Regions from separate parts of the Homo sapiens genome. Here region 2 is linked to region 1. A link is a loop called in an ENCODE intact Hi-C map of the cell type or tissue named here. Cell type or tissue: Caco-2. All regions are shown on one strand. Each heading gives the region's core, and the rest is flanking DNA. Links, peaks and the distances in the headings are about the cores only.

The links. Hi-C counts contacts between places; a loop is a spot of excess contacts. Peaks named below come from ENCODE experiments on the same cell type or tissue, not always from the same donor. Only the 100,000 strongest peaks of a DNase experiment are listed, where the experiment ranks them.
Region 2: a loop joins it to region 1, with 4 times the contacts of the local background. A loop is called at or near these places in 1 of 110 quality-filtered maps.

What each region holds. Positions count from the first base shown.
Region 1 is chr10:64,569,659-64,577,669 of GRCh38, reverse strand. All of the region lies in intron 4 of LOC124902439 (a long non-coding RNA gene), which reads right to left. Among named protein-coding and RNA genes, the nearest start is that of LINC02671, 350 kb to the left of the region's middle. In Caco-2, for the core only: no CTCF peak of the experiment used is centred there; a DNase peak (open chromatin) is centred at 3,549.
Region 2 is chr10:64,864,266-64,872,276 of GRCh38, reverse strand. It overlaps LOC105378336 (a long non-coding RNA gene), which reads right to left. Exons shown (of 4, transcript XR_946020.2): 2 at 5,335-5,410. Among named protein-coding and RNA genes, the nearest start is that of LINC02671, 56 kb to the left of the region's middle. In Caco-2, for the core only: no CTCF peak of the experiment used is centred there; a DNase peak (open chromatin) is centred at 4,546.

The DNA.
Region 1 (8,011 bases), core at 1,504-5,503:
CCCGAGCAGCTCCAGGTGCCAATGCAGCTGCCAGCTCTGTGTGAGGCTCCTCCTGGACCAGATGTACTGCATGCGGTTCCTACTGTAAGCACCTGCCTCTGGATGAGGTGAACATGGTGACACCCAGAAGCTTGGAGATGCCAGAAACCACAGAGCCCCAAAGAGGGTGTCACAGCCCTGGCTTGGGGAGCCCCTAGGTCTGGACTCCCCAAAAGGCCACAGCTCTTCTCTCCTCTTCACCTGCAATGTGGTGAATTGGTTGGGGGGGGTGTGTTTCAGCCTCGTTTGTGTTACAGCTCTTTCAGTCCCACTATTCTGTGGGTCCCAAGTCTTCCCAGTCTTGTGTCCTGAAAGGCTGAGGTACATGGACGTCTGGAGGGTGAGCAAGATGGAGAAGACCTTCACTGAGCAGCAGAACAGCTCTCAGGAGACCCGGAATGGGGAGCTCCTTTCTGCAGGCAGGTATTCCCAACAAGTGTTCAGCTCTCAGTGGAGAGGAGACCTGGACTGGGTAGGTCCTTCCCACAGCTGGTAGTCCCAATGTCTCTGTGAATCTGGCTGAGTCAGGAATTGTTATGGGCTTCGGAAGGGAGGAAGTGCATGCTGATGGTCCATGGGCAGTCATGGGCCGGCCCAGAAAAGGCACCTTAAGTTCTTATTCTGGGCAGGGACTCCACCTGGAACTGACAGCCTGGCCTCCAGGCTTCAGGCCATCTCTGGCTTGAAGGTGGGGCTTCACTGGGAACCCACCTCTTTCCACCCAGGAGCCTGTATGCCTCCTGCCACCATCAGTCATATTGTCCATAGTGCCCAAGCTGTTTCTGCAGAGGGGTGCCTACAGGCCCATGCAGAGCCAGCCTTAGCACCCCTTGAGCCTCCCTCCCGTGCTCGTCAGTGCCCAATGTCTGGAGGAGACCGAGACAGCAGGGGGTGGCATATGGGCGCCATCCCGAGTGCACACACACCTGGTCAGGTTGTGACAACACCCGGACTCGGCCTCAACTTTGCTCCGAAATCAGAGTGGGTGCTGGGAGCAGGGAAAGGCCAGGCAACGGAAGAAACCACTTCTTCTGAGACTTGTTGGGGCAGGGGACTTCCCGGGGACCCCAAGAGTTCAGAGATGTCTGGGTCCACAGCCACAGCTGGGCAGCTGCAGCTGCACCAGGGAGGGTGTGGCTCCCTCCTCCCCACCCCCCACCAACTCGGAACAGGGTAAGGCTCCCGCCTATTCCCAACTTCCACTGGCTCTGTGGAGCTTGCAGCCCCGGCTGCACCTCCTGGCTGCAGCTGGCGTCTTAGCAGGGGCCACTCCAGATGGGCCACTGCTGCCACCACCACCACAACCAGATCTTTTGACTGAGTAAAGCAGGGCTATAAAGACCTGGCCATTTCAGCTCCTGGGGACACACTAATAAGCAATACTTTCCCAGCTTCCCTTCTAAAGCTTCGTTGAACTTGCACTACAGTTTCGCTTCCTCCTTGGCCCATTTCTGCTTCCTCCTCCTTCTTTTCCAAAGGGTTGGTCCCTAAAAACACGTTGCACCCCAACTATATCTCAATTTCTGCTTTTTGAGAACTTAATCAATGCTATGTGTGAGGACTCTGAGAACACAGGGGACAGAATAATTATAATGTGACCAATGGTACTGTAATGTGAAATAAACATTCCTAAAAAGCACAGTGTGATACAAAATTGTATAATAAAATCTATATAGATACAGGAAAAATTTAGTCAGGGGAACGATACTCAAAAACATTGTGTGACAGTGACATGAAATAAACAGACAGGAACCTAATAGAAATGACATCAGCACTTATACATGTTGAATAGTTAAGGCCTTTCTCCACTCTGGCATGTAGAATGTGGGACACAGCAGACCAGAGGCTCCCAACAAGGCATCCATCCCTTGAGGAGGGGACGCATCATTAGAGATCCAATTAGAATTTTGCTCATGAGAGCAGAAAAGAAATGAAAGTTCCACTGGCCTGAGGCTTACAGCCTAAACACAGCAGAGTCCCCCACTATGTGGGGGTAAGGGGTCCAGAGATGGCTATGCCAGAGGAGACAGTGGCAAGTGTCCATCTGGTGGTAGCACCCTGCTAAGAAGAATGATCCTGTGGGAGTGTTGGCAATACCTTACCTGCCAAGTTTACTGCCCAAACCCAATTTCAGCCATTCACCTGATGCTGTGAGTTATCACACTTCCAACGCATTTCCTTTACACTTAATTTATCCAAAGTCTATTTCTTCTATTTTCAACCAAGAATCCTAAACAAAAAAGAAAAGAAAAAATATATATACCTACACATACACCAAAAATGATTGGAATGGGCTTCTCTTTCTTTTTCTAGGTCACAACAGGTCAATGCTCCACTGGACAGCTAAAAAAAATTTGCTGAACTCATTTCAAAGTGATTACTTATAAAGGCATTAGAAATTGGTGGAGACAATGAAGACTAGGTGAACCCAAACAGAATATAGTGATGTAATCACCACCCAGAACAAGAAACAGAATGTTTCACCACCTCAGAAATACCCAGCATGTCTCTCTCTGTCGCCCAGGCAGGAGTACAGTGAGGCAATCATAGCTCACTGCAGCCTCGAACTCCTGAGCCCAAGTGATCCCTCTGCCTCAGCATCCCAGGCTAAGTTTTTTATTTTTTTGGAGACAAGGGTTTTACTCTGCCACCCAGGCTAGTCTCAAACTCCTAGGCTCAAATGATCCTCCTGCCTCAGCCTGCCAAATCACTGGGATGACAGGCATGAGCCACTGCACCTGACTAAATTCGTATTGTTTTCAGCCACCAAGTTTGTAGTAATTTGTCATAGCAGCAATAGAAAACTAACGCACAGAGTTATGACATCAATAGTAAGTACAGATGACCTTTTTAGGGGCCTCACTAAAATACAACAGTCTAATGAGATGCTAAAAACAATAGGAGCCAGCCTTAAAAGAGCTGAGAGAAGATGCCAGGTAGAAGAAAGAGCTTGTACTGAGGTCCAGAGATACATTCCTTGGCATGGTTCCAAAAAGGGAGCCTGAGTGGCTGAGTTGATGGAGAAAGAGAGAGAGAGAGACAGGATGAGATGGAGCTGGAGAGGTTGGCAGAGCTCCAGCACAGGATCTGGCAGGCCAAAGCAGGGAGACTGGAGTTTATTTTAAGATCGGAAGATTGCCATACAATGTTTAAGCAGGGGGTGACAATTACTAAAGAAATGGTGGCTTATAATCTTCTGTGTGCCCCACAAGCAGCTAAGTCTCAACCAGGTTCAAAACTGTAATCATCGTCTCTTGTGCCCTTGTCAGTTGTACTGAGATTCACCAAGTCACCCAGCCCAGAAGCCTAAGAAGTGCCCCAGACTTTTCCCTCCCAGTGTAAGCTCTGTCCATTTCTCCTTCTATCCAGCCACCTTCATGCCATGTTCATTATGAGAGAAGCTCTCAGAATGACCTCTCAGCAGCATTCCTGCCTCAGTCACTGCCCATCTCTGACTATCCTCTATACTGCAGCCCAAGCCAGATGTCTCAAAGGCAAACCTGATCATACCCTGCTGAAAACCTTTCAAAGGTTCCCTGCAGTAAACACAATGGAGCCTAACTCCCCAGGCCTGAACCAAGGACATGAAGCAAGTGAAGCACTTTCCCCAAGGACAAAATTTAAGGTGGGAGAAGGGGGGTTTTGGGCACAAAAACACTCAGTAATCAAGACAAATAATGTGCTTTAACAACTTTGTAGTGGTGTAGTTTATATATCACTAAGTTCACTTGTTTAAAGTGTACAATGTAATAGTTAAGTATATTTACAAAGTTGTGCAAACATCACTGTATTCTAATTTTAGAACATTTTTATCATCCCAAAAAGGAACCTTGTACCTATTAACAGCCACTTCCTCCAGGCCTAGGCAATCACTAATCTACATTCTATCTCTAGAGATTTACCTATGCTGGACATTGCCAAGAAATGGAATTGTGTAACATGTGGTCCTTTATGACTGGCTTCTTTTACTTAGCTTCGTTTTCAAGGTCCTGTGTTGTAGCATATTTCAGTGCTTTGCTCATTTTGGTGGCCAAATATTACTCCATTGTACAGACATACTGCATTTTGCTTATTCCATCATCAGCTGATGTTCGTTTGGGTTCTTTTCACCTTTTGATTACTATGAATACTGTTGCTACCAACATTCACACAAATGAAAATACGTTTGTGTGAATATATGTTATTTATTTTGGGAGGATACCTAGGAATGGAATTGCTGGGTCATATGACAACTTTATGTTTGGCTTTTTGAGAAACTGACAAACTGTTTTCCAATGTGGTTGCACCATTTCACACTCCCGCTAGCAATGTAAGAATGTTCCAATGTTTCCATGTCCTCACCAACACTTGTCATGCTCTTTTATATTACAGTCATTCTAGTGAGTGTGAAATACAGACACTTCTCAACTTGCAATGGGGTTACCTCACCACAAATCCATCATAAGAAGAAAATATTGTTAAATGCATTTAATGCTGGCAGCACACATAGTCCCCAACTTAAAATGGTTCAACATTTCTTGACTTTATGAAGGTGCAAATTCCATACATATTCAGTAGAAACTGTAACCTCATAGTAAATTGTAAGAAACTTCTTGACTAGCAATAGTGTTTTGTCCCAATACACTCATAGTAAGATTGAAAAATTATGAAATGAAAGAAATACCATAATTTGGGGACTATCCATATTGCCTAAATGTGGCTTTGATTTCTAGTTCCCTAATGACTAAAGATGTTGAACATGTTTTCATGAGCTTATTAGTCATTTATTGTCCTTTTTTAAGAAATGTCTATTCAAATCTCTGTCTGATTTTTAATTGGGTTATTTCTCCTTTTACTATTGTGTTGTTAGTGTCCTTTTTATATTCTGGATAAAGTCCCTTGTCAAATATATGACTTTCAAATAAAAAAAGAAATACCCATCACATACATATTCAATCATTCCCCCCGAAAGAAAACCATTTTCAGTACTTTTTTATTAAAAAAATTATTTGAGTTTTATAGAAGGATAGTTGGCAATTAAAATTTATATGTATTTATGGTGTACAATTTGATATCTATGCATTGTATAATATTCACTGCAATCAAGCTAATTAAGATATCCACCACCTTACATAGTTACCATTTTCTTTTCTTTTTGCGGTGAGAACACTTAATATCTATCATCTTAGCAAATTTCAAGTATACAATGCAATATTTCTAACTACAATCACATTGTTCTACATCAGATCCTCATTAGTACTTTAGAAATTATAAAGTACTGGCCGGGCTCGGTGGCTCACGCCTGTAATCCCAGCACTTTGAGAGGCCAAGATGGGCAGATCACCTGAGGTCTGGAGTTCGAGACCAGCCTGACTAACATGGAGAAACTCCCTCTCTACTAAAAATACAAAATTAGCCCGTCGTGGTGGCACATGCCTCTAATCCCAGCTACTCAGGAGGCTGAGGCAGGAGACTTGCTTGAACCCAGGAGGCAGAGGTTGCAATGAGCTGAGATCATGCCATTGCACTCCAACCTGGGCAACAAGAGTGAAACTCCGTCTCAAAAAAAAAAAAAAGAAAAAAGAAATTATAAAGTACTTAGGTGATGGCCAATTGTGGTTCAGAAATTACAGAGGGAAATGCTGATTTTGAAATATTTTCTTAATTTCAGTGAGAAGGACCCAAAAGTGTTGGAGATAAAAAAGATTCACTTGATCACCAGAAATAAAATGGGCATAACTACTGTAATAAGCAACAAGACCAGCATGGAATGCTGTCCCTCACAGGGATCTTCAGCTATAGTGGATTGACAATGGGTCAGTAGGACTGAAATGGTTATATTCTCATACACCCAGATCTGGGCAGCAGGTTGCACCACAATAGACCTTCATCAAAGTCTTTGACCTAAGTCAGCTTATAGACCAAGGGCTCATTAAATGACAGGTAAGTTGAGGAGGAATGCAGGAATTGCTACGACATACTAAAAATGCAGACATTTGATGAATCTCTGTTCTGTATTTCTCAAAAGGACCTATAGCTATATAGCAAGACTCATTTTTACTTGGGAAGAGAAAGGTCCCAACCCAGATATTTCAGGAACTTTTGAAATATTTCTGTGCTAACATTGATGCCAGTTGAAATTTAAGATTTCTGTGCACCAAATCTATCATAGGTAATTTTTCTAGTTTGAATTTCACTTTAATCCCTGAGTACAGAGCTGGATTGTGTTTCTCTTACAGATAATTTTGATCATGTGACTGAGTTTTGGCCAAGAAAATATGAATATTCTATTTCAAGTCCTGAGTCATAAAATCCTCTGACACAGTCTTCTACTCTCTTTCCCCAAATGCCTACTGAATTGAGAGACTAACAGGAAGTGAGGTCACACAGAGGAAAAAGCCCAGGTCCTAGAGTTTCTTAGAAAAAGCCATGTGATTACTAATACCCATACTAGAGTGTGCCATGAGTGAGAAATGAAAACTTACGGTGTAAAGTTGTAAGATTTTTCACATGTATCTATAATAGCAGTTGGCATTACCTCAACAGGCTATTGCAGCACAAATATCCAAGTTGAAGTCCTTGGATTTTTCTTTGTTTCCTATCAAAAATAACACTAAAGCAATACCACAATTATGAAGAACACAGATTACTATCACCATTTTGCTTTAAAAATATGAGATTATGTTATTATGTCCTTTTTTAACTTTCCACTTTGGTCAGTGTGGAAGGGGAACATATCTTGGAGACTCAGGGTGAATAATCAGAAATTTAATCAGGTGCAACTGTTATTCTAGACCTCACATAGTATCTATATTAGCCTGTTTTCACGCTGCTGATAAAGACATACTCGAGACTGGGCAACTTACAAAACAAAAGGGGTTTAATTGGACTTACAGTTCCATGTGGCTGGGGAAGCTTCACAATCACACGGAAGGCAAGAAGGAACAAGTCACATCTTAAATGGATGGCAGCAGGCAAAAAGACTCGCGCAGGAGAACTCCTCTTTTTAAAACCATTAGATCTTAGAAGACGTATTCACTATCATGAGAACAGCATGGGAAAGACCTGCCCCCATGATTCAATTATCTCCCACCAGGTCCCTTTCACAACACATGGGAATTCAAGCTGAGATTTGGGTGGGGACACAGCCAAACCATATCAGTATCTGTGGTGGGAACCCAGATGTCCTGACTTCATGGCTCCAGCACTCATTCACTCAGCAGCCTGCACAGCAAGGAGATCAATAAGTTCTGAAGAATGGCATCTGGAGCTACAACTATCAATCCGATTGACATTTTATAGATAAAGATTGTTGTTCTCAGTGACTTGACTTTTAAAGGAAGATGAAAGATCTGCTGGTTTAAAGGTTAGGAAAAATCATGCAATCTCCCAGTAAGGGCTTTCTGTAAGAGTATAATAAGATATAATAATAATAATAATGATAATGGTAATTTTTACCATGTTTAAAAATTTAGAAATTGCTTCCATCTGTAATTGTCTACTGTGAAGTAGACCTAAAATTAGATATTAAGAATAAAAATAGATACAGAGAGCTTGGAGGAGTGTACTGAGTGTGAGACATGGATTCAACTGACTATTTTAACTTCTAAAATGTGTTCCAAAGAAGTTACTTTAAACTAATTTTCTAGACACACAACGGATGTTATATTATAACATCCGTTATAATGTAACGGATTTTTATATCCGTTTTATTATATTTTAATCTTAGATGCATTCAATTAATTGAAATTATATTAATACATGAAGAAAGTAGAGTTATCTGAGCAAATAAGGAAACATGCTTTAATCACTTAAAATTTAATAACTAATAGCTGTAATATTCTAATATCTCAATAATAATAATTGTAAATGTGGGAAACAGATCTTCCATAGATATTCCCAAGTGCTTTTCTGAAATTGGATACTGCGGATAAGAATGTACTTCAAATATAGAACATGCTTGTGCAATAGAGTTGATTACCAAAACTTACTG
Region 2 (8,011 bases), core at 2,108-6,107, 290 kb before region 1:
AATTTCTCTGATGATTAATGACTTTGAACATTTTTTCCTACGTTTGTTAGCACTTGTATGCATTCTTTTGGGAAATGTCTGCTCATACATATCCTCTTCCCACTTTTTTTTTTTGAGGTGGAGTCTTCCTCTGTTGCCCAGGCTAGAGTGCAGTGGCATGATCTTGGCTCACTCCAACCTCCACCTCCTGGGTTCAAGTGATTCTCCTGCCTCTACCTCCCGAGTAGCTGGGATTACAGGTGCCCACCACCATGCCTGGCTAATTTTTGTGTTTTTACTTGAGATGGGGTTTCACCATGTTGGCCAAGCTGGTCTTGAACTCCTGACCTCAAGTCATCTGCCCACCTCGGCCTCCCAAAGTGCTCGGATTACAGGCGTAAGCCACCAAGCTCGGCCTTCTTCCCACTTTTTAATGGGGTTATCAGGGTTTTTCTTAATGAGTTGCTTGATTTTCTTGTAGGTTTTGGATATTAGTCCTTTGTTGGATTCATAGTTTGAAAATATTTTCTCCCAATTTGTAGGTTGTGGATTTACTCTGCTGATTATTTCTTTAGCTGTACAGAAGCTTTTTGGTTTAATTAAGTCTCATTTGTGTATTTTTGGTTTTGTTGCATTTGCTTTTGAGACCTTAGTCATAAATTCTTGGCCTATGCCAATGTTCAGAAGAGTTTTTCCTAGGTTTTCCTGTAGGTTTTTTATTTTTTCAGGTCTTACAGTTAAGTCTTTAATCCACCTTAATTGCTCTATATGGTGAGAGATAGGGGTCCGGTTTCATTCTTCTGCATACGGCTAGCCAATTTTGTCAGCAGCATTTACTGAATAGGGTGTCCTTTCTCCATTGTATATTTTTGTTGACTGTGTCAAAGATTAGTTGGTTGTAGATATGTGGCTTTATTTCTGTAGGTATGTGGCTTTATTGTCACAGTGTTCCATTGATCTATGTGCCTATTTTTGTACTAGTATCATGTTGTTTTTGTTACTATAGAGTTGTAGTATAATTGAAAGTCAGATAATGTGATGCCTCTAGATTTTTTCTTTTTGCTTAAGATTTCGTTAGCTATTTGAGCTCTTTTTCAGTTCCATGTGAAATTTAGTTTTTTTTTCTAATTCTGTGATAAATGGCAATGATAATTTGATAAAAAGTGCATCAAATCTGTACATTTCTTTGAGCAACATGGTCATTTTAATGGTGTCTATTCCAATACACAAGCGTAGGATTTTTTAAATTAGTTTGTGTCATCTATGATTTCTTTCACCAGTGTTTTGTTGTTCTGCTTGAAGAGATCTTTCATGTCTTTCATTAAATGTATTCATAGGTATTTTATTTTTTGTGATTTTTATGTCTTTTTTATGTAGGGATTTGATGCTATAAACTTTCCTCTTAGCACTGCTTTTGCTGTAACGAATAGGTTTTGGTATGTTGTGCAGCTATTTTCATTTGTTTCAAAAAATGATTTGATTTCTGCCTGAATTTTATCATTTTCCCAAAGATCATTCAGAAGCAAGTTGTTTAATTTCTGTGTGCTTGTATAGCTTTCAGAGTGCCTGTTGATATTTTTTAGTTTTATTCCTGTGATCCAATAAGATACTTGATATGATTTTTGTTTACTTGGCCTTTATCTTATCTTTGCATCATATGCTATTTAGTCAAAAAAGCCTTTATTTCAAACACAAATATTATTTATAATTAAAATAAACAGATAAATAAGCAAACAAAAGAAAAAATTCATTTCAACTTTACAGACCAAGGTTTTTTAGAAAAACATATTGGCGCATCCTCTATGATATCTGCATTCTCCTTATGGAAAAAGAATTATTATGGGCACTATTTGTTTCTTTATGTATGATAGAAGTTATATTAAGCATTTTCCATAGATGATAGATAGATGGGTGATAGTTAAATAGAAATATAGATAAATATATTTCTATATACCTACAGATACTTCCATTCGAGATATATATATAGATAGATATAGTGCAAAATATGGTTTTATGTTGCTCTAGATGGCATTTATCTGAGAAAACAGAAATCCAAATAAATCAGGTTTGTATTAATATCACTTTTCTCAGGAGATCTTTATAGATACATATGGGAGGCTGAGCAGTGCTTTGTCAACTTTGCAGAGCTAGGAAGACTAAAAGTCAGAGCTGAATACCAGCCAGGGGTGCCAGAAGTGTGGCCTAGAAAACCAAAGAGAAATTATAGATAGAAGAAATGAAAATATCTGTACCCTTTCAGTAAAAGTAAACTAAGTAAAGCATAAAGTACATCCAGCTTCTAGTCATCAGGTTATGTCAGAAAATCTCAAAATTTGAAAATGGATTAAGGTCACCCTAGATTACTACTAGTGCTCAAAGTGATCAAAGTAAAGTGATGTTCTCTCTGAAGGAAAATAAGACCATAGGTCACACACAATTTCTTTGAATAAGTTTCCAAACACAAGTACAGAAAAAAGTCACAGATAACCATTTATGCAAGATAAAAAGATAACATAAGTGGAAACCAGCACAAAGCATGGCTGTAGAGAAAGACCCACAGATATTTCGGGTTGTGGAGTTAACAGACAGAGGTTTTAAAACAATTATAGTTGCTCTTCTTATGGAAGTAAAACAAAACTTAAACATTTCGGCAAAGAACTAAAGGTATAAAAGAACTAAATAGAATATTTTTCAAAAAATACAACTGGAATGTATTGAAATAAAAAGTAAAGTAAATAATTAAGAGCCTAGTATTATATACACTTAACAGCAGAATCAATGTAACTAAAGACAGAATTAGTTTAGAAAACATGGTTCAAATAAATTATTTATAAAGAAGCAAAGAAAGGAAAACGATAAAAACTATGAAAGAAAGTGAAGGATATAGAGGATGGGGTAAGAATGCCCGGCATACATTTCAGAAAAGACATAGCTGAGAGACGGCTAAACTTCCAAAGCCCAAAAGACTTTCAAGAAGGAATAAAAAAAATTACATAAAGAAACAATACAGTTTAACTGCATAAAACTACACACACATGCACGCACATACACACACACAATTCTAAAAGCATATATGATGTATGTAGAAGATGAGGGAAAATTGCCATCAAATAAGCAACAATTAGACTGACAGTTCACCTCATAAAAGCAAGAAAGCCAGAATACAGTAGAAGGATGTGTTTAATCTACTAAAGGACAATAATATCCATATTAGAATTCTATACCTGGGAAAAATACCCTTCAATTAGGAGAGTAAAATATACTGTTAGTGCTGGGCACAGTGGCTCACGCGTGCAATCCCAGCACTTTGGGAGACCGAGGAGGGTGGATCACCTGAGGTCAGGAGTTCAAGACCAGCCTGGCCAACATGATGAAACCCTGCCTGTGCTAAAAATACAAAAATTAGCTGGGCATGGTGGCAGGCACTTGTAATCTCAGCTACTCGGGAAGCTGAGGCAGGAGAATCGCTTGAACCTGGGAGGTGGAATTTGCGGTGAGCCAAGATTACACCACTGCACTCCAGCCTGGGTGACAGAACAAGACTCTTTCTCAAAACAAACAAACAAACAAAATTGTTAGATTGATTTTTTTTAAATTGATAGTCTTCACAATCAGCAGATTTGCATTAAAGAGAATAAAAGCTAGTTAACTTTAGGCAGGAAGTTAATTTCAGGAAATGACTTCTGTCAGAAGCACAGAAATGTGACAAGGAATAAAGAATGGGAAGTCAAGTTGAATTAAAATTGACTGTTAAAATGGATGTGGACATATAAATACATGAAAAAACAGCATATTCATGCAAGGAGAAGAAGAAGTACAGTCTAAGAGCATAAGGTCTTTTCATTTTCCTAGTAGGGTAAAGATGCTAATTAACATTAGACTTTTAAAAGTCAAGGATCCAGCTTGTAATATCTCTGACAGTAACTAATTGAATAAAAAATGAATGAATCGTCTCTCAACCATTACAAAATAAGGGATAATAAAACGTATTAAATCAGAACAGTAAGGAGAAATAGATAAATAAGAATTATAAATAAATCATAGTGGGATATTTAAATACATTTCTCAGTTTTTGATAAAACAAACAGACTCAACATTAGTAAGCATATAAAAGTTGTACCCCACAACTTCAGGATACCTGTTCTTTTCAAGGACATGTAAAATATTTTTTCAAAATGGATCTATATTGGACCACAAAGCAAGTCTTATGTTATTTCAGTGATCAGGATCCTTATAAAGCAAAGGTCAACAAATATTTTATGTAAACAGACTGTGGGTAAATATGCTAGGTTCTGTGGGTGACATGGTCTTGAGAGAAGAGAGAGAAAGGAACCAGTTAGGCAGATAGCTGGGACAAGTCCTCGGTAGAATTTCTTTTTCTAACAAAGGAACAGCTTGAAAGATCAAGGTGCAAGCACAGATAAGGGGGCAAAGTCCAACATAAAAATGCCTTCTGTATAACTAACAATGGTTACATATACATGGTAGGCTTCAGTGAATACATCCTTTCCTTTCTTGGACATACTCAGATAAGGGAGTTTGCATGGGGAGGGGCTTACTTGAAACGTGCCTGTGCTGCACAGATAAAAGAAGTTACACAGAACCAGACATGTCCACAATAGAGAATTCTGCCCCCAGCACGTGCACAGTGAGGAAAATTAAACAATATGGAGTGACTAGGCTAAGAATCTCCACATGTGCACTAAAAGGACAAGGTGGAGCTGTCAGGAATTCACACCTTATGCAAACGAAACACTTCTTAACCAGTTTTTCATGCCTTTTGAAAATGAAACTTCCCTCCCTACTAACCTGTTTATAAAAGGCTTTGTATTCAACCATAGAATGGCAACCCCTCTTCAATGTGGAAAGCTTTCTCCTTTCCCTTATTAAACTTTTGCTCCAACCTCACCTTTGTGTTTATGGTCCTTAATTCTCCTGGTCATGAGACAAAGAACTCTATGTCCTACGTCAAACAACAAAATTGAAACATTGTGGTGCACTGGCAAGACTGCAACAGTCTCTGCCATTGTAGTGTGAACACAGACATAGACAATATAAAAAAAATAATAATGAGCCTGGCTCTGCACCAGTAATGCCTTATTAAAAGAGGGCTGGACTTGCTCAGCAGGCCATAGTTAACATAGTTAACTAAATCCTCATATAGAGCATACTTCTTAATTACAATAAAATTAGGTTAGAAAAATATAATAAAAAGAAAATTGGAATATCCTCAGACATACAGAAATTTAAAATTTCACTTTTAAAGATGCCATAATTCAAAGAAAACATTGCTAGGATAAAAAATGGCTATAATACATGAAAAAAATACCTCATATCAAAATCTGTGTTACTCACTAAATGAAGTAGGGGTGCTCAGGGAGTTGGCTGATTCCGCATCTGAGGCAGGATATGAACAAGATGAGCCTAAAACCTGTTGTGAAAAGAGAAAATTAAGAAATTTTTCAAAATCACAGTAAAACCACAGGAACCATTTTAAAATTTATCCCTCAGAAGTTGAGACAATTTTTGTATCAAAAAGAATAAAGGTTTCAATGGTTTGAAACATACTGAATACTTTAAAAAATCCATTAGTGTCTAAGAGAAATGAACAAATGGTTATATGGTTAACTTTGGAAGACGATGTGTCAAATTATGAATTAGAAATTATTCATTAAAAGAAATTAAAAATTTTTGCACCCTTTCCTGGAAGAATTTCACATCAGAATAATCAAGACTCCTTGAGGGAAATATTGTAATAGAATTTTTTAGCTTAATAAACAAAGAATAAAAATTGTATTATTATAAAAACATATAAAGTCTACTAAAATAATGGATATAGTCAATAACCATAAATGGCTTCTAAAACTGTAAGTGAAATAGTGATAGAAAAATGTATAATAGATAAATCAGACAGGTAACAACTGTATCAGCTGATCACTTTCAATATCTTAAATAAAGAGACAATCAGAAAGATATGCTGGTAAAAAAGTACTCAACGTCATCTATGAAGTATTCTTTCCAGAAATTCAAATCTTTCATCTGGTCAAGTCTCTAGATTTAACTATCATTTATGAGAAATTCAGGCCAACTAGAAATATATCAAAGGCAGCACAAGATATAGTGAACACATTCTCATATTTAGAAATATCTGTGGAATAAATAACATCATATCTTCAACAAATATAAGGGGAAAAAAGCTGACAAGTAAAAGCTATAGTTTAAAAAACATTTAAAGTACATAACAACCCAATTCAATGTGTGGACCTTTTGTTTAAATTTTGACTTAATAAAACTGACTGTAAAAAGAAAGATGAAAAACAGGAAAGTTCAAAGATAGACTGGCTATTGTAGCATATTGAGAAGTTGTTATTAAAAATGTTAGATGGTAATAATGTATTGTTATTTTGTTTTAAGTATCCTGTCTTTTAGTGATAAATACCATAATGTTTACGGATGAAATCATGTGATATATATGTAAATCTCCTTAAAATGTTAAGGAAAGGATGACAAAGTGTGGGGTAGATATTGTGAAGGAAAATCTTGGGGTCTGAAAATCACTAATCTAAAGGAAAAAGTCAAGCTGGGAACTGCTTAGAGCAAACCTGCCTCCCTTTCTATTCAGAGTCATCCATCTGCTCACTGAGAAAAATGCATATCTGATTGCTTCCTTTGGAAAGGCTAATCAGAAACTCAAAAGAATGCAACCATTTTTTCTACTATCTACCTATGACCTGGAAGTCCCCTTAACACATCACGTTGTCCCACCTTTCTGGACAGAACCAATATACAACTTACATATACTGAGTGATAGCTCATGTCTCCCTAAAATGAATAAAACCAAGCTGTGCCCCGACCACCTCCGGCACATATCATCAGGACCTCCTGGGGCTGTCATGGGCGCACGTCCTTAACTTTGGCAAAACAAACTTCCTAAATTGACTAAGACCTGTCTCACATAGTTGGGTTTCACAATATCAAACAAGATTGACCATGAATTGATAGTAATTTATACTGGAATTTATGTACATGACAGGAGGGTATAATTTTGCTATTTTCTCTACTATGTATATATGTGAAACATTTCTTAATATAATCTCTTAAAACTTAAAAAAATGTGTGGGAATCAGCTGTAGTTGTGCCAGAGGAAACAATATAGCCTAGAATTCATATATAAGAAAAAAGATTATATAAAAAAATCTTATCCATATTAAAAGTTTATAAAAGAACACTAACTAAATTCCAAAGAAAATACAAGAAAAAGGTGATACAGACTAGGAGATCATAAAACTAAAATATAAGCAACAATAAAGAGAATAAAAAAGACAAAATATTTTTGAAAATCCAGTTGAGTTGGGATGTTTCTGATGAGACAGAGAAGTCAAATGTGAGAAAAATTGTAAATGATGAAAGTCAATATCAGGGATAAACAGAGGTGTTACAATAGATTCTGTAGATATTACAAAAACAATAAAAAAGTTATAGAAACACACAAATAAAATTTAAAAGCTACATTAAATGGATAATTTTCTGGAAATAAACAATTATGACACAAGAAGAAAAAGCTGAGCATTGTTTACTATTATAAATGTAGAATTTATAATTACAAAGCTTTTCATGCTTTACAGAAATATTGTATCAATTATTTTAAACAAAATTATATTCGATTTGACATAAAGTTTTCCAAAGAACTGAAAATTTCAGAAGAGTGACAGACTCGTGTTACTAATCCAGTATCACCTTTATGCCAAACATTAGGTTGTTGCAAAAGTAATTTCAGTTTTTGCCGTTGAAAGTAATGGCAAAAACCACGATTACTTTTGCACCAACCTAATAGAGAATACTGAGAGAACAGAACATTATTGGTATCTTACCTCACGGATTTTGAAGCCAAACCTTAAATTCAACAAGGTACGGAATGAATAATAAAGGAACAATATGTTGGATGTGATAATGGAATGCCTGTTTAGCTTAATATTAAAAAAGCAGTCATACTTTGCCACAGCAATATATTAAAGAAGCAAAATTGTATAAC